Regions from separate parts of the Homo sapiens genome. Here all the other regions are linked to region 2. A link is a loop called in an ENCODE intact Hi-C map of the cell type or tissue named here. Cell type or tissue: heart left ventricle. All regions are shown on one strand. Each heading gives the region's core, and the rest is flanking DNA. Links, peaks and the distances in the headings are about the cores only. Region 1 has its middle 84 kb from the start of HRH4. Region 2 holds the start of LOC105372028 (a long non-coding RNA gene). Region 3 has its middle 28 kb from the start of LINC01915. Region 4 has its middle 28 kb from the start of HRH4. Region 5 holds the start of LOC105372027 (a long non-coding RNA gene).

The links. A loop is a pair of places that touch in the nucleus more often than their neighbours do. Peaks named below come from ENCODE experiments on the same cell type or tissue, not always from the same donor. Only the 100,000 strongest peaks of a DNase experiment are listed, where the experiment ranks them.
Region 1: a loop joins it to region 2, with 6 times the contacts of the local background. A loop is called at or near these places in 41 of 110 quality-filtered maps.
Region 3: a loop joins it to region 2, with 17 times the contacts of the local background. A loop is called at or near these places in 94 of 110 quality-filtered maps.
Region 4: it touches region 2 in a loop (6-fold over the local background); 73 of 110 quality-filtered maps call a loop at or near these places.
Region 5: it touches region 2 in a loop (1.9-fold over the local background); 6 of 110 quality-filtered maps call a loop at or near these places.

The regions. Positions count from the first base shown.
Region 1 is chr18:24,540,862-24,547,488 of GRCh38, reverse strand. No RefSeq gene overlaps it. Among named protein-coding and RNA genes, the nearest start is that of HRH4, 84 kb to the right of the region's middle. In heart left ventricle, for the core only: a CTCF peak has its summit at 3,255 (motif pointing left); no DNase peak of the experiment used is centred there.
Region 2 is chr18:24,724,085-24,730,711 of GRCh38, reverse strand. LOC105372028 (a long non-coding RNA gene) reads right to left here and starts at 4,931. Exons shown (of 3, transcript NR_134604.1): 1 at 4,708-4,931; 2 at 3,955-4,037. In heart left ventricle, for the core only: a CTCF peak has its summit at 3,823 (motif pointing right); a DNase peak (open chromatin) is centred at 3,846; H3K4me3 peaks cover 822 bases.
Region 3 is chr18:24,596,801-24,603,427 of GRCh38, reverse strand. No RefSeq gene overlaps it. Among named protein-coding and RNA genes, the nearest start is that of LINC01915, 28 kb to the left of the region's middle. In heart left ventricle, for the core only: a CTCF peak has its summit at 3,179; no DNase peak of the experiment used is centred there.
Region 4 is chr18:24,485,487-24,492,113 of GRCh38, reverse strand. No RefSeq gene overlaps it. Among named protein-coding and RNA genes, the nearest start is that of HRH4, 28 kb to the right of the region's middle. RefSeq lists a silencer at 74-133. In heart left ventricle, for the core only: CTCF peaks have their summits at 3,019 (motif pointing right) and 4,277 (motif pointing left); no DNase peak of the experiment used is centred there.
Region 5 is chr18:24,669,573-24,676,199 of GRCh38, reverse strand. LOC105372027 (a long non-coding RNA gene) reads left to right here and starts at 4,615. Exons shown (of 5, transcript XR_007066315.1): 1 at 4,615-4,704; 2 at 4,899-4,963; 3 at 5,150-5,284; 4 at 6,168-6,296. In heart left ventricle, for the core only: a CTCF peak has its summit at 3,439 (motif pointing right); no DNase peak of the experiment used is centred there.

The DNA of each region.
Region 1 (6,627 bases), core at 711-5,710, 180 kb after region 2:
TCATGCAGAGAAATTCAGCTCCCTCTCTAGCCACTTCACTTCAATTCAGCTTTGTGTATCAGACATGTCTCCATGCCCATAAAAGGGCCTTTCACAAAATAAAATCCATCCTCCTCAACAAGTCCTGTGGACTGTGCCCAGCAAGAAAGTATTCCTTCTTCACTATATACTTGTTGGGAGCTCAAAATATTTTTCTCGTTATTATTTTTTGGTGAGATCCTTCTGGTGCATATCTTTAGAGCATGGATCATTTCAATGGCTTTTTGTTGTAAAACTTACATGTTTCCACAGTTGTTCTTCTAAGGAACCTGCACTGAAGGCCTTTGTCTCTGTGCAGATGGTATTCTACATTGCGGTAAGCAAACAGGTTGGCTGAAACAATATGACGTTGACCTTTGCTAAGTGAAAAGAGGAATTCCATTTGTGATTTCATGTCTGATACGCTGTGTACATTGTAGGTACTCAATAATGCTGGTTAAATGAATAGTTGTAAAAATTTGCTGCTGGTAAATAAATTCTGAAATCTTGGCTGCAACTATCATTTTAGATGGGGTAGATAAAAGTGATAGCTCAACATCCAACATTTGTCAAGGAAGATTTAGCCTGAGGGACAATGTTGGTAGTATGCAATCTAAATAGCACCACTACAATCATTAGTTGAGTAAAAGAAAGTTGATTCTGCTTATTTTTTTAATCTACACAGTATATACTCACATAAAGTTTAAACTGGTTTAAAATTGAAGTGATTTATATAAAAGCCCCACAAGAACAACAGGAAGTACATTCAGATGGAAAAAGTATAGTCAGCTGGAAATATGAATGTGCTTGGGGCAATTGTCTTTCTGGCAATCTTCATTGTATTGCTCTGAACATAGACATTTATATGGTTAAGGAACATGAAAGTTCCATTTGTTCAAAGCACCTTTCAGGGGTGTTGTTACATAATAGCTGCACATCTGGCAACGGCTCAAGAAACTAAGTATGACGCCATGTTTACGCAACCACCACTATACCATAGTCCAAATTCCCGGGTTTTGCAATAACAGAATCCAGCAAATTTTAAAAAATTAATTAGATGTGTCTTTACACTACATTTGTGTCCATGGAAATTTAGTAGCTATACCTGGAAATGTGACACCTGTGGCCATATTTCTGCTGTTGTGTCCACCACATCTATTAGGATTGTCTTTTGGGGTTATCTTGGCCACTTAACTCTCAGCTTTCTGAAACAGAATGAGTCTCCCTCCACGTATCGTGCTTGACAAAGAAAGGGTTTTCGAATATGCTTATTCCGGGAGTGAATGCTGTGATCTGAATATTTGCTCTTTGGGGCCTCTCTGAAATGTACAGTCACAATATCAAGTTCATTCTGCCCTTTCCTGAGTCAATTTATCCAACTTCATAGTAGCAGCTAGCCTTTTTGGAGCATGTGTAATATATACACACTGTGTTCCGTGGCCTGAATGTATTCTCATTCAATCCTCAGCACAGTCCTTCATGGTTGATAGTATGATCAGCATTGTCTTCAATCTGCAAAAGGAAAAACTGAAGTTTAAGGAAGCTAAGTGATTTGCCTGGAGTCACACAGCTAGAAGAAGGCCCAGCCAAGAATTAAGTCTACATCTGTTGGATTCCAGAGCTAACATCTGATCTTTGTCATTTCACTAAAATTCTGAACCAGAAATGAGCCAAAGAAAAAGCCAAGTGCCCATTAGTAATGGATAAAAAGCATCTTGTCTCCGAGGGCCTTGGAGCCTTATAAAAATTCAGGGAGTTCTTCACCTCTTCCATCTTTCCTGACTCCAGATGGGGCTCTGAGCTCTCTTGCTTGGGTTTCCAAGTGAGGGAATGAGGAGAGAAGGAGACATATTCCCGCCCCAGTCTGCACTAAAAGAATGGAAGTGGGCATGACAGCAGAACGGGTCATGCTTTCCTCTGGCTTTAAAATGCCATTTATCGACTGGGCTCCATGGCTCAAACCTGTAGTCCCAGCACTTTGGGAGGCCGAGGTGGGCGGATCACCTGAGGTCAGGAGTTCGAGACCAGCCTGGCCAATATGGTGAAACCCCATCTCTACTAAAAATACAAAAATTAGCCAGTGCGGTGGCAGGCACCTGTAGTCCCAGATACTCCGCAGGCTGAGGCAGAAAAATCACTTGAACCTGGGAGGCGGAGGTTGCAGTGAGCCAAGATCGCGCCACTGCAGTTCAGCCTGGATGACAGAGGGAGACTCCACCAAAAAAAAAAAAGCCATCTTTCTATAGCAGTGGTCCTGTAGTTATAGACCAGACTCCAGTACAAAACCAAGATTCTATTATGAGATATCCACCTTATCCACAGCCCTGGGGGAGACAACCATATTAATTAAATTTCACCGCTGCTGAATTCCATGAGTTCCTTCTATGCTTACCAGGAGCATCTACATGAAAAGCACAGGGTCTGTATCCAGCCAGAGTAAGCAACCATTCCATTATATAATCTAGGGGAGGCCAAAAGGCCCAGGGTCTCCCCTGAGGCCCCATTTAGACTGCTCTAGGAACTGAACCTTCCAAGGCTGCTCCTTCTCATGCCCTCTGGGCTGGGCCAAGCCCCTTCCTCCAAACTCCCACAACATCCTCTATTAATGAGTATATAACATCACACAGCAGCCATGAAGGAACAGCAAACGTGTGAGTTGAAGAGAGACCTCCCTATCCTGTCCAGCTCTATTCCAGCACTCCTGGGGCAGAACGTGCTGCTTGGTGAATCTGTGAGCTTGCTCTCCAGGGATGCTTAGAAGCAGGCAGCCATTCATCTGGGTCCTATGGGGACAGGGATTAAGGGGCTTCCGGCATTGGGCAGAATGTTGGAAGAGGTGACCTCTAAAGTGTGACTCTTCAGTTCCGTGAGTACTGTGCTGAGTCTTTGTGTGACGCAGACTCTTGACAATCTAGACTTCCAGACAAAGGAAAAATGATGGCTTTCACTCAGGTTTGCTGAGGATGATTTGCAAGTGCCCAAGCATCCCTTTGTCACCTAAATCAGATCATTAACCATGGTTACTCCTTGGTAAGATGAATTTTATTTCTTTGTTGAGTTGCTTATTTATAATCCCATCTTGTTTTGCAGAAGCTCTGGGGTGACTATAATGCAAATTGGACAAAGCAAGAGTGCTAAAAATGCAGAGACAGACCTTCAAATGCTCCCAAATTCTAGCGTCCAGCAGCCGTCCACAGTACTTATATGGAGCAATGGTGACATCCAGTGGTCAATTAAGTTACACCTGGATGAGGTTTGTGATTTTTTTTTTTTTTCCCCCAACCTAGAAATAATTATACCAGAAAAAATATTTTTTGAACAACTCAGTTTTGGGTTCCTCTGAACATCAAGAAAAGCCTGAATGTTGTGTCTTCAAATTCAGGATAACACTGGCCTCTGCCTCTCAGCTTGTAGCATTCATGTCTGCAGACAGTCTTCGCTCAAGCATAGAAAAAAGAGCTCTCTACTGCCTCATCTATAAAATGGAGCAGGCAATAAACTACCTGCCAAATTGGAGTCAGCAATGAGTTGCCACGGGAAGCACAGTGTGTGAGGATGGCCATAAATGTGTACAGCGGGAAAATGAGAGAGACGGTGTTCCATAAGTCAAACCAGGAACAAAGAACAGAAAGCTGAAAGAATGAGCCCAGCTGAAGGCTCTCAGACAGAGAACTGTATTAGGGTAAGGCCCTGGGCTTATTTGCTTTTTCTCCCCTGGCACTTAGCACAATGTCAGCACATAGCAAGGGCTCGGATATTTTTGACTCTTTGAATGAATGAATGAATGAATGAATGAATGAATGAATGAATGAATGAATGAATTGAGGATTTCCTAGGCATTATACCCCAAAGGATCTGCCAGTTAAGGATTTGGTGGGTCTGTCCAGCCTAGTTTGGATCTGGAGGTTGCACCTTGAGGTCACATCTGGAGATCAGAAAGAAGGATAGTTTCTGAATGATCTAAATGTCTCAGAATAAAATAGGCTGGAACAGCACAAGGTAACTGTGTGGGTTAAGCAGTGTTAGGAGCTAAATTGGTATAAATCCCATCTCTGTGTAGTTTGTACACTGAAAATCTACATGTTGAGTTATCTAATTTGCCAACTGAGTCTGTGGTGTTTGTAGCTGACCCACTAAGCAGTGGCCTGGGAGAATGGAACAGGAGCTTGTGACAAGCGACAGTCCCTAAGCTCATGGTTCAACAGCCAGACTTATCAGAGGCTGATCTAAACGGTCTTTTGCCCAATGCTCTAGATGGTTTTGCATAAGCTGTAACTTAGATCGTTTATCTCATTTTAAATAAAATATTCATAACTGACCCCTAAAATGATATTAAATAGTATTCAATATATTTTCTTTAATATCATTTTAGGGGTCAGTTACCTAGAAAGATATTTTTATTGTTTAGAGTCTCTTGCTACTAAATATGTTGATTATATTGACACAGTGCTAGCAAACAAAGCAAAATACTTAAAGGTATTGTCTAAATAATCTTATACCACTGTCCTCTAGATCCACCTTGGAGGGAAAAAAAGGTTAAAAGACTCTTTAAACCACATCAAATGGCATTTTTACATAAAATGTAAAAAATGGACAAAATGATCATTTCCAATTCATCATCCTATAACCTTGCAAAAAAATGCAATAAAACATGATATTCTTGGCAAAAGCATATTTCTGAATTCCAATTATACAAAAACACAGAGAAATCCAAGTCAATTTCTTCTTAAAGCTATAATTATATGAAAGAGCAGAAAGTCTTATAACAACAGAAACGCATTTGTATTAAGAAGATAATTCTTGGCCATTACCAGAAAATTGTTAATTCTTGAAAGAGCACATGTATATAAATAGTTAGTATAATTATTATACTTTTCTCCCTACATGAAATATGGTAATGTCAATGTTACAGCCAATAATAAATGAAAGAGTGTGAGTGTGAATTTATTTAATGGTTTTACTGCATCTTCTGTGCAGATGGGCTGCAGTCTAGATCAGAATAAAGATTTGTAAGAGTCGAGAATTGCTGAAATGATTGATTAGGAGTACAATACAATCTTCCTGCCCTACGGGGTCTCCTATTAGCAAAGTGCCATTTGCCCTCTGATGTGTTACATAATCCCCACAACTTCCCAAGCTCAGCATCCTTGAACCAAGTGGGTCCTCAGTTCTCACAAGTAATTCCTTTCAAGGTCCAAAAGCCCAAGTATCAGAGAAAAGAGAAACGTATAATCTGAGACAAAAGAAAGGGGCCATCTGCATGCTTAGTTATAGATGACAGCCACACCCTGTTACTTGATTTCATTTCGTTCCTTATATAACACATAAAATGCACTATACAGAATATAACTGATTTGAATGAAGGTCCACTAAAATGAATTTTCTCTGAGGTTTTTTTGAGGATTTCAAGACAACTTTTAAAATAATTAGACATACGATATCTTTTTGCATCTAAAACCTCTGCCTTGGTTTCTCATTGTCACATAGATTCTACTTCCCTTTTATGTCATATAGATTCTATTTGCCTTATATGGCACAGGCCATAGTGCTCTGACCACAATATACTTCTCTCCTGCCATTCCCTCACACACCCTATCTACCCCATACCTCCAGCAAAGAACACTCAGCATCCCAAACAAGTAAAAAATAAGATAAGGGACTCATTCATCTACATTTCCCAGATATCATCATTCATTTAGCAAACATCTATTTCACATCTTCTATGTGATTGGTTGTGAGTATAAAACAATGAAGAAAACATTGTTCCTATCCAAAAAACTCACAATCTGATAAACTTCTGTCACACAGGGCTATGTCTTCTTGTTTTGAAGGAAATAGGACACACACTATCTTTCCAATCACCAAGGAGAAAGAGGCTGAGGCCCAACAGAACAGCATAGGTAATATGGTAGCCAAAGCTCTCTACTAGAGAAGCAGCTTTCTTTGCTGGACACCATGGCTCATGCTTGTAATCCCAGAGTTTTGTGAGACCAAGGCAGAAGAACCCAGGAGTTGAGCCCAGCAGTTCAAGACCAGCCTGGGCAACATAGTGAGACCCTGTCACTATGAAAAATTTTTAAAAATTAGCCAGACACAGTGGCAGACACCTGTGTACACACAGCAGCACATACCAGCTACTTGGGAGGCTGAGGCAGGAGGATCGCTTGACTGAAACCCTGTCTCTAAAAAGAAAAAAGAGGGGAAAACAACAGAAGCTGCTTCCAATTATCAATCACATCCAAATGTGGGCCAACCCATGCCATTTACCGACAAAATAATGAAGGATTGGATAGAGAACTGGCCTTCGAAGTGCAGAGTGAAATGCAAGAGAGAATCCGGTGTCAGGCAGATCTTTGAAGGTCACCAGATTCTTGATAATGCCAGAAACAAGGCCTACCACGTGACCATGACGAGAACGATGACCAGGCCCTGGGACGGCCCTGGTGTGAGCAGAGTAAGCAGAGGTGAAACCTTGGAGCCCAAAAGGCCGGCAGAAGAAAGTGATGATTTAAGCTCACCAAGAGAGCATTCAGGTCCTGGGGTAACTGAGGTGTGAAGAAATACCAGCACTTTGGTAGCAAGAAGGGCCTGTGATTTCTGCCTTTTGGC
Region 2 (6,627 bases), core at 1,042-6,041:
TGAAGTTAAATAATAACTCTAAGCAGAAAATAAACCTCTAGTAATATCGTTTCTGATTTCTGAACATGGTCCTGTTTTGAGTTAACTCCCATTGGAGCAGGACACTCCAGTGAGTCTCCTTCCTCCTCCCCAACCCCATCACAAGCCCACCTGCCGTTGCTGAAATGAGTGACTGCCTGCTCAATCTCCAGATGCCCACATGAGGGGAAACACTTACATCATCCCTTTTCTCCTCCTCATCTGCAATTTGTCCCTCATCTTCATTCAATTATTCAACAAATATTCACTGAGCACCTGGATCTACTTGCTGGGAACATAGCTGGGAATAACCCCATCCTAACAGAGCTTGCCTTCTTCCGGAGAAAACAGTATAAATAAGTAGCATACGGAGTATATTAAACAATAATAAATGCAAAGGGCATAAAGCAGAGATAGTGGCAAGGACACAATTGGTGGTGAGGGGTGCAATTTTAGAATAGCCAGAGGAGGGCCACGCATTGGAGCAAAGAGCTGCAGGAGGTGGGGCGTGAGCGACATGGACTCCAAGGAAAGAGCATCCATGCAGAGGACCCAGTCAGTGCACAGATGCGGGGCGAGAGCATGCCTAGCATAAAGAAAAGCAGAGAGATCAATGCAGCAGAAACAGAATGAGGAGATGAGAGCAGAGAGGAAACAGAGGCAGCTAAGAGTACAATGTAGCAGATTTTACTCTGAATGACATAGACAGCCATCAGAAGGGTTTTCAGCAGAGTGCTATGATCTGATGTGTTTTAACAGGATCATGTAAGCTGCTGGGCTGAGAGGGATCGGAGGCAGCAAGGGAGACTGGCTAGGGGCTACTGTAGATGTCCAAGCAACAGATGTGGACAGCTGAGACCAAGGTAGCAGCAGGGAAAGTAAAGAAAATGATCAAAACCTGGGTATAATTGGAAGGTGGAGATGACCAGATTTGGTGACAGATCAGATACGGGATGTGAGAGAGAGCAGTCAAAGACGGCTCCAAGGTTTGGCCCAAGCTGCCAGAAAGAAGCCACTTTTTGAGATGAAAGATGAAGAAGGCTAGGAAAGAGCAGACATGGGAGGAAAATATCTGGAGCTTAGTTTGGGGATTACTAACTTTGCGATTCCTGTCAGGCATCCAAATGTTTCCTCCTCCTGATGAGGAGGCAATAATTATATGCATATATATTTATAAATATATATATATATATATATATATATATAGTGTGTGTGTGTGTGTGTGTGTGTGTGTGTGTGCGCACGTATCTGCAACTTGGAGGACATGTCCAGGATGGAGATACCAGTTTTGGAATTAACAGCATATAGATGGCATTAACCAGAGAGGAGAAATGAATTCACCAAAGAAAAAAGGAGGAACAAAGGAGCCAATATCTGTCAATTTTCTAGAATGGCATCAAAACCAACATGCATCCCATGAATCACATTCCACTCCAATTCTTCCCTTGCCTGTAAGTCCAGGACAGAGCCCATTCTTTTCTGTGGCAAGAGAGGTGGACTTGAACTTGGGATGAAAATATGGTGTTGGCCACTCAGAATGTAGATTGTATCTGGTATGGGTAGTGTTCAGTGTATCAAGGTCTTAGGAAGCAAGTAATTATTTCAAGGGAAATGATAACTCAAAATGGTACTAAAATATCTTAAAACTAGAGTGAGGTTGAGGTGAAGAGTGAGGCTGCAGTTGGGAGGGGACAAACTGCATCCCTTTCTCACCTCCTATTCTTGCCTGTCTTTGCAAAACAGAGGCCATGGAACTGCTGCCTCTTCTACTTTCCTATAGGTGACTTTAAGCTCTACAGTTTCTCCACAATTCACATTATGTCATTCTTCTCAATAAAGCCAAAGTAGTAAATGCATACCTCGATGTGATTCAAAGCGGGTAACTTTGGGACAAATTTACAAGTCAAATAAAAAATAATTTGTTAATCCAAGTGTCCCAATTTTGGGCTCAAAAAAAAAAAATCTAACATCCTGGCAGCTCCATGCTCGGGGTGAATAACAACAAATAAAGAAGGCCTGAGGCTTGTTCTTAACTGTGATAGAGGCTGGGGGAAGGGGAAGGGATTGGGGGGGAGTCCTAGACAAATGCTCCATGAATTTGCTGTCTCTGGAAAAAGCATTAACTTTTCCAAAAAGAGAAAAGTTAAACAAGCAGTAGCTCATTTCAAGTAGATGAAGGACTTAAAAAGTGAGCATCACCTCTTCTTGGTACCTCTAAATGGCCAACTCTTGATCCTGGAATCACAGAAGCCATGATGGGGAAACCGAAGCCTAGAGCAGGTTCTCACTCAAAGCTGCAAAGCTGGAAAGCTCCAAGCCCTGTGTAGAGCCCGTACCTTCTGATCGCCAATCCAGAACATTCTCTACATCGCAGCAAATTGGTTCGAATTAAAAAAGAAAAAAAAAAAAACCTCATTTGGGGTTGAATCATGTGAAGCTAGAATTTAAACTTCCAAACTTTCTGCTCTGGATTAGAAAAAAAATGTTTTCCTAAGTGTTAAGAGTTCAAGGTGTCCCAGTGAAGAACACATGAAAGGTCTGCAGCAAGAGAGGTGGGAAATGAAAATACCTTCATTACTGACAGGGTTGATGGTGGAGGTCATGGTTTCTATCTGTGGGGTGGGCTTCTCCACCCCTGAGCCTCCAGATTGGACAGCCTCCCCCACCCATTCCTCTGCAGCACAGGGACGGAGTGGCCCCGTGAAATGTACAGATGGGGAGAAGGAACAGGTGCACCAGATGCAGGCTGTCTGCAGGTGGCCTCACTCCTGTAGGGGGCAGGGCATTGGGGACTGCGCTGCACAAACCCTGTTCTCCTTAGGAACTCACCAGGTGATGAAATCACTCCTCTCCTCTTCTAAGAGGAGCCAGAGGGGCATCGGGTGGTCAGGAGTGTAATTGCTAGTGAAGCTCCCTCGGTGGCAAGGACTTCAGGAGACTGCAAGCGGCATGAGGAGAGCAGAGCACTCCTCTCCCCTGATTGTGTTCAACTCCAGGAGCCACAGTCTCCTAAGCTGCGAGACAGACGCAGAAATATCTCAAGTGGCAAATGATGTGCAAAGCGATGGCAGGTGCCGCAAATGATAGTCATTATGACAGAGTAGAAGGAAAGGCGGCGGGAAGAGGGAGGTAGGAGAATAAGGGAGAGAAAAGGGGTAGAGAGAGGTGCAAACCAGCTAGGGATGTAGGAGGTGGAGAAGACCCCGCCAGAGAGCCTGCAGGTGTGAGAATGGCGCATGTGTGCAAGAGCAGGCAGCGCGGTTGGGACCCACATGGGACCGTGAAGACGTGATGCTGCAGGGAACAATGTGTGTCTGCAATGTGCTGCAGCCAGAGTCACTGTAACTTGGTGCTGTGCTGAATGAAGTGGAAGAAATGCTATTAAACTCGTGACTCCATGAGGTAATAATATTCCCAGTGAGCCCACGCCTACAGAAATACACCCAGCAAGCAGGCTTTCCAGGAGCCCCCTCTAAGTTATAACAAGCTGCCTGTATCCTGCTGCCAGGATGCAGAGAAAAAATGAAAGCCAGTAACCAACTACATTATAAACTTAGTGACCTGTTTCACCTCCGCTGGTTTAGTGACGAGCTCGGCTGCCTTTTGGGCACGGAGAAAGAAACATAAGGCTAGGATTAAGTTTCCTGGCTTTTGAAGTCATCAACAGTCAAAAATGCTTTCAGCTGGCATTTCTCTCTGTTATCCAGTCAGCTTTGATGGATTTATTTTCTTTGCCCTATTTCATGGAAGTTACTGGGGCCAATTTCCGCAAAGATGATTGCCAGGGAGTTTTTTTAGGTGGACACGAGGTGGCGCTGTCTCTCCAGCTGTTTCAGTACTTTTTAGGACGTGCAGACTGGTTTCATTAAAGTCCTTAGAGCTTTCTAACTCGCAGTGAGAGTGAGGGATTCAATGGTCAGAAAGACACTCACTTACTTTCTCCAATCTGTGGGTCTCCAAGCCCCGGGAGAGCGGTAGAATCCTTTATACACTTCACAGTCTCACAGTTTTATTTCTCTCTGTAGCAAGTGAAGCAATTAGAAAGTAGTGCTGTATTCAGATATTCATAGTCAGCAATTGGAATTCTTGCTCGTTTTAGACTCTGGCATTTTGATTTATAAAACAAGTCTTTCTTCTTACTACAAATTACCAATGACTTCCCAATTTATTTTTAAAAATTCTCTAACAGCGTGCCCTACTTGAGAACATTTCTATTTCTGCTAAAAGACCAGGATCTCTTACATGGATTAGAGCCTAAAAATCCTGACCGGGAGATTGTAAGTCTTGCAGCTCTGGAATAGACTGAGTATCATTTCCCTTTGGGATTTATGGAGATAGCAGCAATGATCGGGGATGGTCTCCCATGAAGAGAAGACAGTGCCTCCGTGCAGTTAAGCCCCCTTGCTAAAATCACATTAGAGTCAAAGATTCAATTAGGCCCCAGGCCTCCTGATTCCTGATGCAATGCTTTTTCCATGACACTCCTCTGTCTCCGTGAGTCCAAATATCTACACGTGCCTGGATTGATAATACATGTTACATGATGTTTGAAAATTTTTACTGGGTTATCTGTAATTCTAAATAGACATGCCAAGAAACCCAGTGGCTTCTAAGCAGCATGTATCAATTCAAGAGAAAAGCGATATTCTAACTTCTGGCAAAACAGCAAGTATCAAGAATATCACTTACCACAGCTGACGTGATAAGGATGCTGCTGAGGGACCAGCATGCTGCCTCATCCCAAATATCTGCCATGGCTTCTCCCAGGGGCCAGGGAGCTGGGTGGCAGAGTCCCAGGCTTTTCTCTCAGATCTTTTCTCTGAAGTGCTCCCAATCCTCTCCACCCCCCACCCCCATCTCTCTCCTCTCTCTCGTGAGAGCCTCGCCTCCCAGAGCAGAGTTAATTAGAGCATAGGCTTACTTCCAGCTTCTGACCACAATATGTATAAGCTGTGAGTGGAGGAATGAATCTGATCTGAAATTTTAAATCTACGTTTTCCTTGATATTTACAGATCTTACTGTTATTTGGGCTTGTGACCCTGGAATCTGTGTTAGTTGATTTTATATTGATGCATATTTTGCATGCTCTCTAGTCCAAATTACTAAGAGATGAACATGTTTCTCAGGCAAAGGGTCCACTCGGGTTTCTAATATTACTGCCCCTAGTTTCATCCAGAAACTGGAAGGCTGAAGTCTTCTTCATGATAATAAGCTGCTTGCTTCCACAAGTTTCGGTTTTTTCTGCTTTATGAGAACTAGATTGTTCAGACCCAGTTACAGGTAAAAAGTCTAATATTTCAGGTTGGTTTTTTAAAATTCTTTTTTTTTTCACTAACGAAGTGTGAAAAAATTTACTAATACACTAGATAGTAATTTTAAATCAATTAAAATAGAAATTTGAGGGTTGCTGGGAGGGGGAAAATTGAGGAAGTAAGTTATCTCATTTTCTTTTTCTTTCTTTTTTTTTTTTTTTTTTTGAGACAGAGTCTCACTCTGTCGCCCAGGCTGGAGTGCAGTGGCACGATCTTGGCTCACCGCAAGCTCCACCTCCCAGGTTCACGCCATTCTCCTGCCTCTGCCTCCCTAGTAGCTGGGACTACAGGCGCCTGCCACCACGCCCGGCTAATTTTTTTTTTTTTTTTTTTTGTATTTTTAGTAGAGACGGGGTTTCACCATGTTAGCCAGGATGGTCTCGATCTCCTGACCTCGTGATCCGCCCGCCTCGGCCTCCCAAAGTGCTGGGATTACAGACGTGAGCCACCTTGCCCAGCAAGTTATCTCATTTTCTAGAGCAATGAAATAATATGGATGCAATTCATTCATTTATTTATCCACAGAATGTATATGGGAGAGTTTATTAGGTATAGAATACTTATTATATTATGGTTATTATATATGAGGAACTTCAGGTCCTAGAGAGAGATGATGGTGAACCAGAAACACTCGATCTGTAAATATTTTGTGAATCAATGAACAATAAATGAATAAATACATTGCAGTTATATTATTTCAATTTAATTATTTTAGATACAGCAATGCTATTCTTCATCTACCCCCATTTTGGCTTTTTAGATTTTTAAAAAAATTTTTTAAATTGTTTTAATTGACATAATGATTGTACATATTTATGGAGTACATAGTGGTGTTTTGATACATATAATGTATATTGATCAGATCAGGGTAATTAACATATCCATTATCTCAAACATTTATCATTTCTTTGTGCTGGGAACATTCAATATCCTTCTTCTAGCTATTGGAAACTATTTAATGTATTAGTGTTAACTATAGTCATCCTACACTGGCATAGAACACTAGAACTTATTCCTCCTATCTATCCAAATTCAGTTTTAAATGATTTCACTGATATATACTGTGGATGAAAAAAATTATTCCCTAACCTGGCTCAAACACTTTTTATCCAAATCTCTCCAAATTCAGTTTTAAATGATTTCACTGATATATACTCTGGATGCAGAATATTATTCTCTAACCTGGCTCAAATACTTCTTATTTGATCCAAGTTCTTTTATGATAAATACATGCAGCTTAATCCTCCACTGATGACCAATTTATCCCCCTGGTAGCCACCTGGCCTTAGAGAAATT
Region 3 (6,627 bases), core at 982-5,981, 130 kb after region 2:
GCTTGGAAAACCGACTGAGGAGTTGGACTTGTGATAAGTTATTACTCTTGAAATGATCAGGCAGTGAAGCAACACTAAGTGTTGGCAGGCAAGTGTTAGGAATCTTGACTAGCAGAGCCATGCAGGGACCAAGCCGGGGAAAGAACATTTTGAGTTAATTAACACAGAAGGTTGGAAAAATTTGCGTCTGAAGGAGAAAAATTCCACTACAGAGGGCAAATATTTAGAGAGGTAAAAGCAGTAGAAGCAGCCCACTTAATGAGATTTCATTGTAACTTTATGTTTGAAGGCCCTAAAATAGGTGGTAATCTATGTCTTAATAAATGTCTCTGTACAATTATAATAATCTCTGTCTTAAGTTTGAAAAAACATTGTATTTATATATCAGAAATATTAAATTGCTACTCCAGAAAGCACTTCAAAGAAACACACCATAATGGGCAAATATTTATGCACCAGCCTAATATTAAAACCCAAAATCTCTCCTAAGGAAAAGACAACATTTACAAAATTAACTATAATGGCAGAGAAAGTTCATGGTACAGATAGACTTTTTATCCAGTGTTCTACGGCAAGTACAACATAGGTAGGAAGAAAAAGGACAAAATTGAAATGCAGATTTTGTCATGATTTTGCCACCAATCACTTGGCAGAACTGCTTTTTAAAAGCTGATCAGTACTTCAAGATGCATTGTTTGAACCCAGCTCTAGATAAAGATAAACATTCATGCTTCCAGGGACTAGAATCACAAGAGTGACTAGCAAAGTTCATAGGAGCAGAAAGGCCCTGGTGCCAATTAAAAACCATACATCCCATCACAGCAAGGAGGGGAGCTATTGAATAATTGAATATTCTCAAGCCATTCCAAAGGAGAATAAACAGATGATGGCCTGATCCCGCAGAGACTGGATGGAGCTGTGTGCATTAGGCTGCGCTATATTCTCTTCATTCTTTGATTAATTATCCAGCTGTGCAACTGTCATTAACAAGGATATCTCTGAATCATGTGGCTCCGACAGTAACCAAATCTGGCTGTTCCTTTCATTTTTTTTTTTTTCCACATGGGTAAGCACCTTGCTGTTTGGAAGAGAGTTGCATGGTATGTCACTTGCAACAGGCAAATTCTCCTTTCACCACAGACAACAATGGTCTCATTCTTTAAATGGTCTTCCAGGTACTGCCGATAGGCTAGTCACAGAGTTATACCCAGTGAATGAGAGAAATATGCCCTCCTGTAAGTTGATCTTCCACTGGAAGAGGTTGGGAACCACCAGGCTTAAAATGAGAATGACTGTCATTTTTAAATTATATTTGCTGGCTTATTTTATTTATTTATTTGTGCTAGAAAACACCACCCACATCCCATCATTCCAAAAGGGGCTTGAACAGGTCAGGCTCAGTATGGCATTTCTCCAAAGGCTGTTTTGATCTGCAAGGTACTGAGGACTTAAGCCAAAGAAAATCATTTGAAATTGTAGAAATTCCATCTTTTCCAACCAATCATTGGAGGAAATAAGACCTGGGAGTGGGGGATGGTAGGAAGGCTCCTGGAATAATGCTATGTCAGTAGCTGCCTATGCTACCTGCTCTTGGTAGCTATGACCAAGGTGACCACGTGATCCTGAGTGAGTCACTTAATCTTTCTGTACCCAAGTCTATCCACTGATTAAATCTGGATAATAATGCATATTTTCCACATTTCCAGGGAGGCAGCACAATAATAGGGAAGAGACAGCATGTTCATTAATATTCCATCTGTTCCCTACATTTCCCAGCCCTCTTGCAGTTAACCAGGACCATATGACTGGTTTTAGCCAGTGAAATGTGAGCAGAGTGACATGAGTCAATTTTGGGCAAAGGCAATACAACTTTCACGCATCATTTTCTCTTCTGCTTATGTTCCATAGTGTGCAACTATAAGACAGTAGCCCTTCAGCTTGGGTCCCTGAGTCAATGTGTGGAACCAAGACCCTTGTTGGTTTAGCTTGTAAATATACCATGAGCCAGAACTAAACCTTTGTTTGGTAGAGACCCCCTTCTCATCTCTACCAGGTGAAATACTATTCATCCTTCAAAGCCAAACTCAAATGCCACTTCCTCCATAAAACCTCCCCAGATATGAATTTCCATTGCACTTTGAACCTCTATATTTAACACTTGCCTTATTTTGCCTAATATTACTGCAAGTCTAAAAAAGCATATCTCAGGCTCTGTGGCCAAATGTACTGAGATTGGATTCTCAGCCCCCGCATACACAAGCTGTTTAACCTTAGACAAATTATTGATCCTTCCTAAATCTCAGTCTTCCCACCTGTAAAATGAAGTTAACAAGAGATATCATGAGGTTTAAGTGAGATAACATGTTAAAAACTTGGTAGAGGGTCTGACATGCAATAAAGATTCATTCTGTTATTTTTGTGAATTTGTCTTCAATCTTACAAGACTGTAAGAGTCTTGTATATGGAAATGATATGTTCACCTACTTTCTGTCTTTTACAATACCTAGAATATGATCTTACACATAACAGGTATGCAGTAAATGTTTGAGAAATGAATGAACTAAAACTAACAAAATAAATCCATGAAATGATAAAAGAAACAAAAATTCTCTGAGAAATAAAAAGTAAGTAAGAGAGAAAGAAAAGCAAAAGGAGAGAAAAAGTTTTTAAAAGCAGGCGATAGACTAACATTAAGTAAATCATGTTGATTTGAGGAATGTAGGTGGATGTAATCTATGCATATTGGTGATCATTTTTTGAGAGGGTCTCAGGTGCAGAAAATGAAGTAATTCTAACCCTCTGTTCACAACACGTGTCATTTGTATTCTTCTGAATTTTATAATGTTTCAATGAAACATTTATATTTTAAAACTCCTCAAGTTTTAAATATATAAGATATTTAGACATAATGGCACTCTAAATTCTTCAGAAGAAATTATCAGGTAACATCAAGACCGTTTTGATATTGCTGAGTAAAGGAAAAACAATAATAAATAAAAATTTAAAAGGAGGCTTTGGTATATAAGTCAGCTGTTTTTACGTTTAAAAATGCCTTTTATGTGTATAAAAGTGTTTCTCTTATTGGAATAACATTTTTCCATCTTCCTGAAACTTCCTTTATAAACTAATCCTCACAAAAGAGTTTTCGTATATATTTAAGCAACAGCGACATCATGTGGTCTCTCTGGTAGACCCTTGGTAGACAAAACTCATTTGGTAGTCATTCATTTAGTAGTCTGCTCGCCCAGATGAATTCCCCAGGGAGATACTGAAAACTTGAGTGCCACCTTCCCATTGGAATAAATTCATTCAAAAAAAATCCAGTGGATCAATGGTGGATTCCATGCTTAGAATATGTATCCCTACACAATCTTATCTAAAGGATAATCGTGTCTCCGCTAAGCTCTTAAATCACCAAACATAGCCTATTTGGAGACTAAGGTAGTCACACAGAAGCCTAATCAACTTGTCATTTGACAAAACATCTTCAAATATACTAGGGATGAATGTGTTCTATAAGTCTGGTTCAGTAATCACAACACATACACAGTGTATGCATGGGCTTTTCCCACTATTGTCCATAAGCACCCCAGGACCAAGTCAAAACCCCTTGTTGTACACTTCTGTGACCTCTTGTAATTCCTCTCATAGAATGTATCACACCCACCTGATTGCCAATGCAAGACTCCTTCACTAGGCTAAATGCTCCATGATAGCAGAAGACTTTTGCTCACCTTCATTTCTGCAGTCTCTGCCTCTCACTAGTTGATGCCCGTCTATTCATTCAACAGATATTTATTGAGCACCTATTGTGCACCCTGCATGGTTGTCAGTGGTGCAGACTTTTCAGTGAACAAAACAAAGTCCTTTCTTTCATGAGGCTTACATTCTAGTTGGAGCCATTAGGTAGTAAACCCCCAAGCTGGAAGCTGGGAGTAAATGCTATGGAGACTAAGGAGTCCTGAGGGTTAGGACACCACTTTATGTTGGGTGCAAAGGGAGAGCAGAGACCTAAAGAAAGTGGGGGAGCCAGTTGTGTAGTTAGTAGAAGATGTCTAGAAAAGGGCATGGAACTCAAGGGAAGAGGGGAAAGGAGGAAGAACATAGGTGTCACTGGACACGGGGGAAAACTAGACAAAGAGTATCACTAACTAGCAGTGCAAACTCAGGCTTTCCTTCCCTTTCCCAAACCTCATTTTCTTCACGCTTCAGATTAAATAATTGCTAAAGTCCTAGCCAATTTTAAGATTATCATGAAAATTCAGAAGTTGTAACCTTTGATGGCACTTGGTGTGTATGTATGTGTGTGGACAGGCACATGTGTGGGGTTAATTTCCAAAGCAATTGCAGACATTTCTATTTCTTCCAGAGTGATTAGACAAAAATTACTATGTGCTCATTTAAAAGAAATTGATCTAGATTCTGTGTGTTTAGAGGTTGGTTGGTCTCACACTAAGATATACATTAAATGAGATGTGTCATATTTGCCCAAACACAGTAATCGCTAATTTGGTCATGCACTGCAGTTTGGTTATAAAAATCATTCAGGTGGAGGTGAGGTGAAAAGTTAGCTACAAGATATCAGCAACTGTTAAGTACATGACATTTCACCATGAAATGAGCTCCCAGTCTGATAATTCCCTAGTTTTAATTGTATTAGTGAGGCTTAGGTCTAAGGATTACTGGTATTACAATGACAGATGCAAACAATACAATCACAGAGAGAGTTTAGAAACTAAATGAGTTCTAGGTTTAAGATGGTAATGTGTTTGGTAATATGTTTCTCCAGCTTCCATCAACATTCTCACATGTAGAGCCAGCTACAGAAGACAGAATGGATTATATTGAAGAGCATCAAGGAGTTCATCATCAAGATTTTAGGAATCAGTAAATATCTGCTCAGAAATATCTTCTTCAGTGGACCATCATTTTGCTTTAAATATCACCAGCAGAGATTCGTTCTTTGGGCTAAGTTACTATTTCTAGAAAAACAAATGCAAAGATACAAAGATATGTCCAGAAAGAGCTACCTATTCTTTTTTTTTTTTTTTTTTTTAAGATGGAGTCTCACTCTGTTGCCCAGGCTGGAGTGCAGTGGGCTGATCTCGGCTCACTGCAACCTCCACTTCCCAAGTTCAAGTGATTCTCCTGCCTCAGCCTCCCAAGGAGGTGGCACTACCGGTGTATACCACCATACCCGGTTAATTTTTGTATTTTTAGTAGAGATGGGGTTTCACTGTGTTGGCCAGGCTGGTCTCAAACTCCTGACCTCAATTGATCCACCTGCCTCAGCCTCCCAAAGTGCTGGGATTACAGGTTGAGCCATTGCACCCAGCCCCATTCCACTTTTAATTGTCACAAATGCCTTAGGAAAACTAATCAAGATTGGGGAGAGGTATGATGAACAAGCCTTGGACACAGCTATGAACACAGGACGAGAGGTCAAGGTCATGAAGCAATGCTGTAGGCAGATCAAGCTAAGAAAAAGTGAGTCCCATTTGATGAGTTTCTGCTGCGTATGCCAGTTTCTATGACTAGACTACCAATGTGACGTAGACCCCATTGCTGCCGTTTTTACAGATGAGGCAACTGAAGCTTACCTGAGGTCTCCCAGTTGGTTGCAGAGCCAGGGTTCCATCCCAAACCCACAGACACCCCATTGTGTCAGGCTGCTTCTCTGCACTAGGGGCATTGGATACCCCAACGCCAAAGAAGTGGAAATATTGAAAAGGAAGAGGAGGGCAGTGATGGGGGCTATAAGAAAATGAAAAATGATCAATTTGCCATTGTGTCCTGAATCAGCCCTGTTCCCTCCTGGAGCAGTAGAGAGTTTCAGGTACCGGGGGCAGCAGGTGCCTCTGTGGCAGGCATGGGTTGCGTTGACTGGGATGACTTGCAGCACATTCTGATGCAGTGCTGTTGGCCCTTTAGCAGTTGACTCCTGTTGAACAGAAGAGGCTGAACAGTGTTGTAAACAAAGGACATCTTCAACTATCAGCCTCATCTCTTCCGGACTGTGAAGTCTTGGGCAAGCCATTTACTCTCTCAAGGCCTCAGTTTCTTCCTCTGTAAAATGGGGATAAGAACACCTCCCTAGGAGGGTTTTATGAAGACAAAATTCTATCAAACCTAGCTCAGTGCCAGGCACATAACACATGTATCAATACATGTGATCCCATCCTTTTTTCCTAGAGAAGAACAAGTAAATTAAGGAAACCTGAGTTTATTATACCCAACCCACTCTCCTTGTCCCATGAGATGTACCTGCTCCCACCCCGAAGTTCCACAGTGGCAGAAGATATGCTGAATGTCTCATTTCCCAGAGCTGTCACTCTGTAGATCGACACTTGTTTATACAATTCCCCAACCAGGCCCAGCTGAAAGTGGGGCTCCTTCTCAAATATGGCATTCATGCCACCCCCAGAGAACACCAGAGTACATCCTGGCACAAGGTGGGTTAAGGTTCTATGGTCCTTTTGAACTCATACTAGATTGAGAGTAGGGTTCAGGGGAAAGTTGAAGAGCTGAGAATCTAGAAGGCAAACCGTCCCTAATTGATTAGAGCCAAGAAGTAGTAGAATGTCCTTGTAATATTGACACCTGGGACAAAGGCATCATTTTATTTCC
Region 4 (6,627 bases), core at 661-5,660, 240 kb after region 2:
GAGTGGGGGGCTGTGGTTTTATCACCTTTCATTTCCTGTCTCAGTTCTGATATGGCTTTAGACGTTTCACATGCAAGTGTGAAAACTAGCATGTGCTTTGCAGAAGGAATCAGCCAAGCGCCCCGCTAACCCTGATCAATGCCCTGGTAACTTCTAGAACCAATCAGTCAAGCTACATGCATGGGTTTTAAACTATTCTCATCCCCTCTCCCCTGTTTACAGCCATGTTATTTATCCACGCAATCCCGGAAGTAATTGGAATATAGAAGCTCGAGTGGGTTCTATGCCCTCTCCATTTCCTCTGGACGTACTAATTATCCATGTTATACCCGCTTGCTTCTTACCATGGGTAATAAGGGTTATCACTGACGCTGTTAGTTAAGCTAATAGACATTGCCCAGATATCCCAGACCTCATTAGGTATTTAAGATACCTATATGTTTTTTATATTTTTATATATATTTCAAATACCTATATTTATTTTATATTTGTATGCATTTTAAATACCTAATGAGGTATTTAAAATACATAAATGTATGTAAATATATGTATTTAAATAAATACATATATGTATATATAAAATACATATATGTATATATAAAATACATATATGTATTTAAATAAATAAATATATGTATATATAAAATACATATATGTATTAATATATGTATATATAAATACATATATGTATTAATATATGTATATATAAATACATATATGTAATTTAATATACGTATATATAAATACATATATGTTTTTATATGTATATAAATACATATATGTATTTTAATATACGTATATATAAAAACATATATGTACTTAAATATACATGTATTTAAAATACAGATATATGTATTTAAATATACATGTATTTAAAATACAGATATATGTATTTTAAATATACATGTATTTAAAATACAGATATATGTATTTAAATATACATGTATTTAAAATACAGATATATGTATTTAAAATACAGATATATGTATTTAAATATATATGTATTTAAAATATGTATATATACACATATAGACAGAGATTTAATTTTTTAAAAGCAAACAAAATTACAATGAATTAAGCCCATTTTGTCGGATTTCCAGACGTTGACCTTCTTGTATCTCTCCTGTCATTTCTGACAGTTCCCAAAGAGAGGCCCTTGCACACGTCCATAAACCAGTCTGTCAAAGGAAATCAGCCTGAAGCAGCCACCCTCTTTTGAGTCGTGGCTCTGGTTGTCACTTGCCCTTGTCCACCACGTGGACCTTCTGGGTGGGAAGCCTCAGCGCTTCCAGTGCCCATCTGGAGAATGCAGTGGTTATGCAGGCCTCCAGATGACACGTTTCTTCCATGGGAGCTCCACATTCCATCTGGGTTGTCAAAATGCTGGGTTCCTTGCATCATGGACAAAAATGACTTCCTCTCTGGCTCTGTATCACATTGTGACATCTGGTCACTAAGGCAGCTCTGTTATGCCAAGAGAATCACAAAGTGTCTTTTGAAAGGTTTTATCAACTTTTGTGTTTATAAAATAATTCATAACTTCTGGTCATCATTCCTCTATCCAGAGGAGTTCAAATATAAGCCAGGAAGATAATTACATTATACACTGCTTTCTTTTTCTTCCTCTTTCTTCCCAGCTCCTTTTTCCCCACTTTTATTCCCCGATTTTCTTCTCCAAAATATTTTTCTTTCTCTTTCCCAAGTTACAGAACAAAATCTCATAAGATTTTAGTATACAAAACACATATTGATAGAGATGGAATGAACGTATTAACTCTATTAACACTATCTGGGACTGTCCCTAGTCAGTTGCAATTTTTAATAAATCTAAAAAGCCAAGCTGGGCATGGTGGCTCACGCCGGTAATCCCAGCACTTTGGGAGGCCACTGTGGGTGGATCACCTGAGGTCAGGAATTCGAGACCAGCCTGGCCAACATGGTGAAACCCTGTCTTTACTAAAAATACAAAAATTAGCTGGGCGTGGTGGCACGTGCCTGTAATCCCAGCTACTCAGGAGGCGGAGGCAGGAGAATCACTTGAACCTGGGAGGTGGAGGTTGCATTGAGCCAAGGTCGAACCACTGCACTCCAGCCTGGGTGACAGAGTGAGAGTCTGTCTAAAAAAAGAGAAATAGGCTTATTTTGTGAATTATAAATAATGCCTACATCATGAAATAGATCAATCCTGAAAATTTGACCTTAGAACAATTTTCACCAAAACATACATTATTTCCCCCATTAGCATCTATTATATTATCAAAGACAGAGTTTCATAAAAGCAAAAATTTGAGTGTAACAGATGACCCAATTTAAATAATATAAAATATGTGGGGTAAGATAAAGATTTGATGGGGAAGGGGTACCATATGTCTTTATGTGAAGGAATGGCACAAATGTAAAAGGTTAAGTAGATGTTTTGGTACAACTTATAGAAACAGTAAACGTCACCCCAACATGCACATGCTGCCTCAGTGACCAAGAAGGAAGTCACCCCATGGCTAAAGATAACGACTTAAAATGTGTAATGAGAGGCCGGGCGCAGTGGCTCATGCCTGTAATCCCAACGCTTTGGGAGGCCAAGGTGGGCGGATCACTTGAGCTCAGGAGTTGGAGACCAGACTGGGCAACATGGTGAAGCCCCGTCTCTACAAAACACACACACACACACACACACACATACACACAAATTAGTCAGGCGTGGTGGTACATGCCTGTAGCTTCAGTTGCTCGGGGGGCTGAGATGGGAGAATCACTTGAGCACGGGAGGTGGAGGCTACAATGAGCTGAGATTGTGCCACTGCATTCCAGCCTGGGCAACAGAGCGAGGCCCTGTCTCAAAATAAATAAATAAATAAAATGTGAATTAGATTCATGGAAAATGGTGTAATATGAAATTAGAAACTATTTTTGTAATAAAAATCGTATCACTGTTTATACCCTGATCATTTAATTACAAAAGAAGCTCTGTTGCTTCTTTTGGGGTTGGGCATTAACTGGAACTGAGCTACAATACCAACTATAGCCAGTAGATGGTGCTTTCGTAAAGGAAAAAAAGAATAGAAGTTGAAAATTCTGCTTCTGGGGAGATATTTGAAGTTAGAGATCTTGAATTTACTGGATACTTAACATGTGGTTTTTACTAAGAAATAGACAGCTACTTTGAGAGCTCACTGGGAACTGGGGATGTAAGAGTAGATATAAGAGAAATGCCAACAGAAGAATTGTTTAGGAAAGATGGACATAGGTTTGTGAATGGGTAAGATAAGAAGTACCTTTTTTCAGTGGATTTTGAGGAAGTAAGATTTTTTTAAAGTTGTGGAGGTCCTGGAGTGTGGCTATTTTTAAAAAGCCAAAAGCTTTTAGTTGGGGCACAGTGGCTCATGTCTGTAATCCCAGCACTTTGGGAGGCCAAGGTGGGGTGGATCGCCTGAGGTCAGGAGTTCGAGACCAGCCTGGCCAATATGGTGAAACCCCATCTCTACCAAAAATACAAAAATTAGCCGAGCATGGTGGCGGGCTGTAATCCCAGCTACTCAGGAAGTTGAGGCAGGAGAATCGCTTGAACCTGGGAGGTGGAGGTTGCAGTGAGCCAAGATCATGCCACTGCACTCTAGCCTAGGTGACAGAGCAAGACTTCATCAAAAAAAAAAAAAAAAAGCCGGTAGTTTTTAATATTGTTAGGAAAGATTCAGGAATGACACTAATGACATAGATACAGAAAAAACTTTTCTACTTACCTTATAGTCTCAGGGGATTTTAAGGGATTCTTGAAGAAGTGATTCTGGTTTGTAATGTCACAGGGCAGCGAGGTGTGTGTGTGTGTGTGTGTGTGTGTGTGTGTAATGTGGATAGGAGGTGGATGGGGTGGGTTGTGTGGTGTGTGGAGTGGATATTGGGGGTGGATATGTGTGGGTTGGTGTGGGCCTGTGTCTGTGTGGATGAACAGAAGTGTGTCACGCGTGGAGAGGGCAGGTGTGGGGGTGGATGCAGCGAAGTGCGTGTGTGTGCACGTATGCCCTCATGTGAGCACCTGGGGCAGCCTTACCTTCTAGCAGGGGAGAAGGAGAAGTCATTGTTTTATCATTTTTTAGGGCGTTTATGTAGCCTTAACTGATTTTCTGAGTTTAATTTAATACAAAATATTGAGAAGTGAGTGGGGTGCTGTGATCAGACTGCTTTACATTGTAACACAAAACAACCCTACCCGTGTACTCAGTAGCTGCACAGACAGAACCAGAACAGAGAAAAACTATGTGGAGCTACTGACATCTGGTGGACAACACAGAGACTGCTGACATGGATGGGGGAAAGACCTAACTTCGGGATTTTGTTGATTTAGATTTGCTTTTTAGTTTTGGTCCTGTTTGTTTGGGGTTTGTTTGTTTGTTTGTTTGTTTGTTGTTTTTTCTTTTTTGAGACAGAATCTCTCTCTGTGGTGCAGGCGGGAGTGCAGTGGGGTGATCTCAGCTCACTGCAGCCTCGACCTCCTAGGCTCAAATGATCCTCCCACTTCAGCCTCCTGAGTAGCTGGGACTACAGGTGCTCACCACCACGCACGGCTAATTTTTGTTCACCATGTTGCCCAGGCTGGTCTCCAACTCATGACCTCAAGTGATCCACCCACCTTGGCCTCCCAAAGTGCTGGGATTACAGGCGTGAGCCACCACGCCCAGGCGATTTGTTTTGTTTTGATTTGATTTGATTCAGTTTTTTGTTTGGTCCACTTACCAGTCACCTCTTTCTACATGCTCTGTCTTATTAACTTCCCTATGTGAGAATGGTGTGAACAGAGCCCCCTGAGAGTCGAGAGACAGTGTGGGATGAAGCTTCAGCACCTGGACTCAAGTTTCAGATCCCTGAATTCAAGTTCTGGCTTCAGCACCTGCTGATTGTGCTGCCGGAGGCAAGTCAACTACTCTCTTCATCCATTTGTTTCTAAGGAATGAGGCCATTCATCCCTGTGCTGGTGGAGTAAGTACCGTACCTAAATTTCTGCATTACCATTATCCATGCAAATCCTATTTCAGCCTTCTCCAGTCAAAGCCTTGTCTATACAATGTCCAAGACATCAGCTACACAGCCTTGCTGTGGAAGGACTGGGTTGCCTGAAAAGATACAGGGCCAAGCAGGGCTGCTCTGCAGTGGGGCAGCTGTACAGCACTGCCCTCTCTTGCGTCCCTACAAATAGTACTATAAAAGAAGCAATTAATCAAGCTATGTCACTTCACTGCGGCGCACATTCATGCTCACGTTCCTGTTGACTCCGTGCCAGGCGATCTCTAACTCCTTGAAGGCAAGGGCTCTGCCTACCCCGTCCCCTAGTAACCACTCCATGCTATGAACCTGGCTAGGGGCTATCGTCTCAAAGCATCAGGGATTTTCCTCAGTCTCGAGAATGGGCTAGAAGAATATGGCCTTCAGAACTTCAGATCATCCATGTGACGCTAAATGGAAAAAAAATACAAAATAAGAATTGTACTCACACCAACTTGATTCCAGAAATGAGAGGCCAGGAAACGTAGAACCTGCAACCACCCATCTAACTGGGCCATGACCCAGATGGCCTACATTGGAGGCAAGGAAACAGGAAAGACAGAGTAATAATTTTAAAAACATTTGTTTCCAGTTATCTAAGAAGAAACTGGTAAGTGTCTTCCTATGGAGGAAAAAGCATATCTTTTTTTTTTACATCTTTATCTTGCCTATTGGAAAGTTTCAGTAAGGGTGAATATCAGAAAAATGTTCACAGTTACCCTAAACTTATTTTGCAGGTTGTTTTCTTTTATGATCAACTGTGAAATTTAGTAAGAGAGCAGAGAACAGGCGGTTTGGAAATTTGAAATAAGAGATAAAGCCGACTCCTTCTACTAATCCTTTCACAAGAGCTACTAATCTTTAACCAAATGGGCTGGTTCTCTTTAAGGTCCCCTTTCTTCTTTTATTCCCTCACAGAAGTAGAAGCATGTGAAGAAATGACTATGAACATAAGCAAGGAGAAATGCATTTTTTAAAAAGGCACTATTTAATACAAAGTGCATAAGCAGTCCTTAGGTTGCAGTATATGACTCAAGGTGGAAACTTGAAGAGACTGAATGAGGTAATTCAGGGAAAGATGCTCATAGCTAAGAACAGCCTGTTTTTCCCTGCGATGCCCTTCCTCTTCCATTCTCACAGTACAATTTTACTCTCTTGGGTGCCTCTATCCTACTATTGTTATGTTGTGTAGTTTACGATATTTCAAAATCAATTATCTTTACCACTAAATCATTTCTCAATGAATATTGAGAAATAGTCATGACCTTAAAAAAAAGTTGGTTCTCTTGCATGATAATGTTCAGTAGCTTCTGTCTTAGCTATCACACAAGAATAAGCAATGTAAATATCTGCTTCTCTTTTCTACTCAACTTTCGGAGGCTGTTTAATACACACCAGGGTAACTGCTTGACATGTCAGTTAGCTATTGCTGAATAGCAAACACTCCCAGAATGTAGTCTTATCATTGCTCAGGAGTCTCTGGGTCAGCTGGGTGATTCTTCTTGTCTAGGCCATGCTAGGCTTCCTTCAGCTGATCTCATTTTGCCTGGGATTGCCCACGCATCTTCAATCAGCTGCTGAGTTAGCCTGAGT
Region 5 (6,627 bases), core at 1,105-6,104, 55 kb after region 2:
TAGAGCATGTTATTTAACTCATTGCCTTGATTTCTTTTCCAGGAGTTACTGGATATTGACAGTGAACCAGCTGCTTTGCTGAGTTCCTCATATGCTATCTTGCCAATCCTGATGACCACAACCCTGCATAGGCATCATGAGATTTCAACAGTGCTCAAGTTCAAGGTCACACAACAAGTATCAGACCTGTATTCAAACCTACCTCTGTCTGCCTGTAAAATCATTCCTTCTCTGGATATTCCTCCCTAAAGTTAAATGTCATCTTCTCAATGTGAAATGTCTCCCCTTCTCCCCAAACTTCTAGTCAAGATGGAAGTGAGGACCTATTCCAACACAATTCTTTGGGCTATATTTCAAGTTATCTGCTTCAAGAGCTCCCTGCAAACTCATTTCCTCCTGTGCACTGATCACACTCACAGAACAATATATGACTGGTGGAGCCCAAGTTTCAGGTGGGCAGTAATCAGTGAGGAAGACAAGCTTACTTGCAACCTTTTCCCAGAAGTAGAAGGTGAAGCATAGTGTTGCAGAGGAGAAACAGGAGAAGAGCATTCATTGCCAGTGCCCCCAGGGAGCAGGTAGCCCCTGCTGGGTGCTGGAAAAGCCCAGGGGGGCAGCTCCCTCTGGGTTATGGAGCCAGGGTCTCCAGGAAGTTTCCCCTACATCTACCTTTTGCTCCCTTCCTCCCCTCCACACACAGTGTGAGGGCTTGCTGCAGGGTAGAGTTAATGCAAAATGTGTCCTCTGACAGATCATATTTTCTAAACCAAAAAATCAATACGCATTGTTCTCACCATAGTAAATAATATTTGAAATTGAAATAGACTTGGAAAATCTGAGAATAAGGTCTCCCTACAATTATTGTTGCTTTCTGTGAACTGCTTGTTACTTGCAACCAATACACCTATAAATAAATATGTATCTAATTAGTCTTCCCTAAATTTTATTTTATTAAAAAAGTAAACCCTATTTGTATACATACACAGACTACGTTATTTGTTCTTCCTTACCAAGGCTGTCAATGTTGAAGTATATTAAAGAGGGTTTACTTGTAAACATTATATCAATTAATGACATGCATTGCCTAATAAATATAAAGTACACTCTTACAAAGCATAGCCTAAGTCTTTCAGAAAAAATACCTACTTATGTATGATTATTAGTCAAAAAACACATTATCAACTCTATCCTTATGGCACATGGCATATTCTCATACCTTGGCTCAAGATGACATTTGGGTGAAAATTCTTAAATATCATGTGATTACTCAGTCATCAATTGAAAACAATTTACAGTTCTTCTTGTCGATTATAATTACTGGTTTGCTTAAGCAGAGATATCGATCTGTTTCACTCTCTGCTTTGGAAAGTAAGAAATGCAAGTCTAAATTTCACAAGTGTGTGAATCACACATATAGAACATTTTACTCACACTACCCAAGGTGGGTTCAATAGTTTAGCCCAAAAGTTTCCATGAACTTTTTTCTTGTTCTGTTTTCTTCCATGACAAAGATCCACGGATTAGAGCATGATATGTCAGAACTAACTGGGATCTTAAAGATCTTCTCATTGTAGGTAATTGCTTTATCAGCACCTGTCTTCTGATGGTGTTGATTTTTCAAAGACAACATTCTTGTTATGCACTGTTTCAAATAGTGGTTGTATCAGTTAAGATGCTTTCAGTTCCAAGTAACAGAAACCCCAACTGAAAGTGGCTTAAACAATGAGAGAACTGTGTTACCTGATGTAGCAAGAAGTCTGAAGGTGGCCAGTTCCCAAGAGCAGGGTGCTTTGCATCTTTCCATTCTGCTGTGCTCAGCAGGTTGATAAAGCTTTCGTCTGTATTTGTAAGTTGGCTACAGCAATTCCAGATGGTACACGCAGACGCCACATCCAGCAAAGAGGAAGTATTCCTCCCAGGCTTCCCTTTATGGATTTCAAGAGAAACATTTCCTAGAGGCTTCCCGTACACATCCCACAATTGTCTTACTGTAATCAATATTTGCCTCTAGGGCTAGGGAGGGGTCTCTGAAGCTCCTACAGACCCAGTTTCTAAACAAATTCAGTACTCTACTAAGAAGGAAGAAGGAACTGGTTGATTTGGGATAAGTAGTCAATAGTTTCTGCCACAGGAGTCTCCCAAAATAATCCGTCTTGCCTATTCACCTTAGTATTAGTATGAGTTTATTATCTGTTCAATCCCCTTAACATTATCACCTCCACAAATTGCGCATGCTTCCACATTTCCAGGAAGTCTACCAAAATTTTCAACATATTTCCCTTTTCTATCCTGAGCCAATTTTCTCCTAGGGATTTAAAGAGTAACTAAATACAGAATCATGTGCTATATGTGTAGGCCTACCCAGGAATCATGCCTCCACCATCATTCAATTCTGGAAGAAAATCTACCCAATTTTCACTTTCAGCAAGGAAACACATCGACACACCCACACACTACAGTCCTGTCTGAGGATGGAGCAGTGACCCATCCTCACCTTTCCCAACTACAACTTTCTTCAGAATATATGTACTCACGAAGTAGTGCAGATTAGCCATATTGCTCTTCATATCATTTGGATGCTCACAGATCTTCACCAAAGAAAACTAGAAAGGCAAAATGCCTCGATTGTGATTCTTAGCCAACCAGACTATTTAGCGGCTGAATCAGGTGTGCCTCATTCTAACATTCTCCCTCCTCCCCTATGTCTGATTTGCTTCAGTCCTGGGGCACTTGGGCCAGCACGTATTCTCCTAGTTAAGATGTGAGTCTGCTCTAAGATTTCCAGCTTTTTTTCATTGTTGTTCTTCTTCTGTCTTGGCCCACAAATACAGGATTTGGCTGGTGAGACCGTTATTGGTAGCCAGGTGGTCTTCAAAGGAAAAAACCAGATCGCAGGGAGTGTTGTCATAATCTATAATTTATAAACCCTGTCACTGTGTTAATTGCCATTAGAAATTCATTATTGTCACAACCAGCATTCACTGATGAGACACAGGTCAGAGCTCTCTCCAGCTGCCAGAAGAGTAAAATGTGCCAAGACTGTGGTGGGGGTTGGCAGTGGGGGGGAGCAAGGGCGGTGGGGGAGGGGAGGTCAAGAGACACTCCCAGGTGCAAGGGCTTGAACCTCATTAGCCCTTTCCCTGTAACTGTTTACACATGAGTGTGCCAAGATTGCATACACCTTGGGAAATTTCCACATAAACTTGAACTGAGAGGCCCACAAAAGAATGATGGAGAGTACCATTATAGCAAGATTGTATGGACAGCATCATCCTGAGGGGTCCAAATCACCTGCCTGCACCCAGTGTTGATCATGTGGAACTCGTACACAGGAGCCCCATCAAATGTACAGGAATGTTCGATGATTCTGCTTGCAGGCATTTGTCTGCCTTTTCAAAGCTTTTCTATTTTCATATCCACACAGTCACAGCTACACTAGAGGGCACTTGAACCCCACTTTTACTGCAGACCAAGTCATTGACTCAGGTATTGGTGGTGCTTTTGGAAGGGGGGCGAGGAATGGGGAAGTGGAGGAGGGCAACGGGAGGGGTATATTTATTTTAACATCTTCAATAAACCCATCGGTATTTGAGGAAGCTTCCACGTCAGACTTTGGGGACCAAAACCTTAATTATACAATATAATTGTTGTTAATGGAACGTGTACATTTCAACCCAGCAAGATTGGTGGTGTTTAATGCCAGCATGACATATTTCCCAAATTGTGGTCTTTATTTGTATAAATAGGAAAGAAGCAAAAATTGCATCAGCTCTCTGCATAATGAAGAGGGAGGGAAGTGCAGCCTGTGCTGTGGTGGCCAGATGCTCTTTTATCTCTTTTCAAATCAACATGCAGAGCTGGTGGCCCTCAAACAGAAAGCATCTTTCCCAAGGGATGGCAGAACTGTACGTTTGGAATGATAACATTCCATAAATAAATAAAAAAGATTATTAAGAACGCTGTGTAAATCTCCTAGTCAAACACCCCTTCAAGCAACCATCATCAGTAATTCAGTTTGGTCCCTTAATCCCACTGTATACAAATACACAGCATAAATACAGTATTTAACAAGCACCAGAGAGAAAGCAGCACTCTTGCAATAAAGACTCATTTAGGAAGAATGAACATGCCTTGCCCCCAGTCCTGCTGGCCGCCCCCAGGATTCAGTTCTTGATTTGACTCTCCCACCTGGATGAGATGTCCAGCTCACATGACTGAATCCCTGGCATAACCCCCTATTTAAATAAAACCTAAAAATATTAACTTTGGTCCCACAACCTTTTTGTTCCACATCAGGGAATTCACAGGGTATCCATTAGAAACCATATCACATTTACAAGGCTCCACGGACTTCCTTAAGCCTTGATGCTCCAACGGGTTATACAGGCTAAGAGGTGGGGATGAGTGCAGATCCGAAGTGGGTGGGTGAGGATCTCCCAGCCTCTCAGCCCTGGCACGGGGACTTGCTTTTCTCCAGGCTATCTGGTTCTCTCTGTTTATTCTCTGCCTGCTTTCCTTGTGTCTCTCGTTGTTTCTCTCTAAATCTCCATCTTTCCCTCTCTGTCCCTCTCCCCCTCCCTCCTTTCCTCTCTGTCTTTGTAACTCTCCCTCAATTTTACTCATTTTAGTGGTTCACTCTTTGGATCTAGGACCTTGGTCAGCATGAGCATTGCACTCACAGAGAGGGTGACACGTTTCCTGATGGTGAGTACAAGCTAAACATGATGCCCTGGCTTTTCTCGCTGGCTTCTGGAAAATTGTGACAACCTGCAACCTCCAGGCATGGGGCTACAAACAGGCTAGTGCTCAGCTGTTTCCTCAGCTGAGTTACTAGCCCAGATAGAAGCACTTTGAGTATCTAGTTAAATGAATGCCATACTTTTTCCTTTCTTCCTCAGCCTGAAAGAGAGAAATAAGATGGCCCAGGAGACTCCAGGGCACTCTGCCCACTAAGCATCTTTTTGTGAGTGAGAGGCCATTTCTCCAGCTGTCCATTGCAGCATTCCACAACCCAGACTGCTGCTGTCCATGCTGATTGGTGTTTGAGAGGGCAGAATGGACCCCTGATTCACTTCCCATCAGGAACACTTGCCACCAGGAAACCCCCTCAATCTACTCTTCCCTTGCCCTTTAAGACCTTCTATTTCAGGGTCCTCCCCCTGCCAGATTGAAAGATGACAGACTGAGGACAAGCCCTAAGGGGACAGAGAGTCTAAGGCTCCATGTTCCAACTCTGCAAGCCCCACCTCAGCTCAACTCAACACCTTAGACCTTCAGCTCACAGGTGATGGGGCCAATGTGATTCCATATGTGTCATGTTTCTTAACCATGATCTAATACCTGATTTTTCAACTGTTAGCAAAAGTTGGCTTTTAGAAGCATCTTATTCTTACTATTTTTATGATCTTCTTTGTTATATCCAAATTTCAATCAAATATGGTGGAAAATGAACTATATTAATTTGCTAGGGCTGCCACAACAAAATATCACCAACTGCGTGGCACTTAAACAACAGAAATTTATTTTCTCACAGTTGTGGGGGCTAGAATTTCAAGATCAAGGTGTAGGCAAATTGGTTTCTCCTGAGGCCTCTCTCCTTGGTTTTCAGATCTCTGCTTTCTTGCTGTATCCCTACAGGGACTTTCTTCTATATATGCATGTCCTGGTGTCTCCATCTCCAAGTTTCCTCTTCTTATAAGGACACTGGTCAGATTGGGTTGGGGTGAAGGTATAGGACACAATTCAGCTACAACAGAAACTTTCATATTTCAGATATCATCTAAATTTTTGCCAAGCTCAGCCTAAAAAGAAATGGAAGGCCTGTTTCTAATGCACCGTTGATGCACTGTATAACAATGACATTTAATGAACATTGCAGTGATAAAAGAAAAAAATAATTTGCAGTTACAAATCAATTTCTAATAAATCTCTTAAGGATTTTCAAAATTCAGCTGCTCACAAGCAAGATTTCCTTCCCTAGTTAAAAAGAGGGAGAGAGAGAAGGAATTTTGCCTGTGATGTCTTTTATTTTGTTTGTTTGGAGGAGGGGGTTATCATGATTGTTTTGGTCTTACAATATTTTCTGCTTGGCACTTTCTTGACTGCAAAGCCTTTTGCTATTGTTTATATTTATCACATTCTTTTAATAAGCATCGCTCCTGTCCCAGTTCTCTACAGGACACTTGTGAAAACTTGGAAAATATTAATTGCTTAACAGTCCGCTTGCAAGTTGAACAGGCAGATAAGGAGGAAAAGCCTTTCTTCTTTGACAAGCTTTCCATGAAACATAACCCCAGGTTTGTTTCTTCACTTATTTTTCCCTTTAATAAATGTGATGGGGTAGTTTGGAGTGAGTCTGAGCATTGTGGTTAAATAGGAAAAAATGCTGCTTCGGACCTCAATTACATTGCACAAAAGCTATCCCAGAGGTCTGTCTCCCGCTCCCCTGTGCCTGATGCTTCAGCAGCTGCTCAAGGAGAGACAATTCCCTGAGGTGCCTCTGGCCCTGGTGCTGTCGAGCCAGTGCAGGGGAGGCCAGGAGACCCCACAGCTGGGTAAGGCTTCTCCCTTTGAGGCAGCCTCCAAGACTTAAAGGAATTCTTGTTTACTACAAACTGGCTATGAACT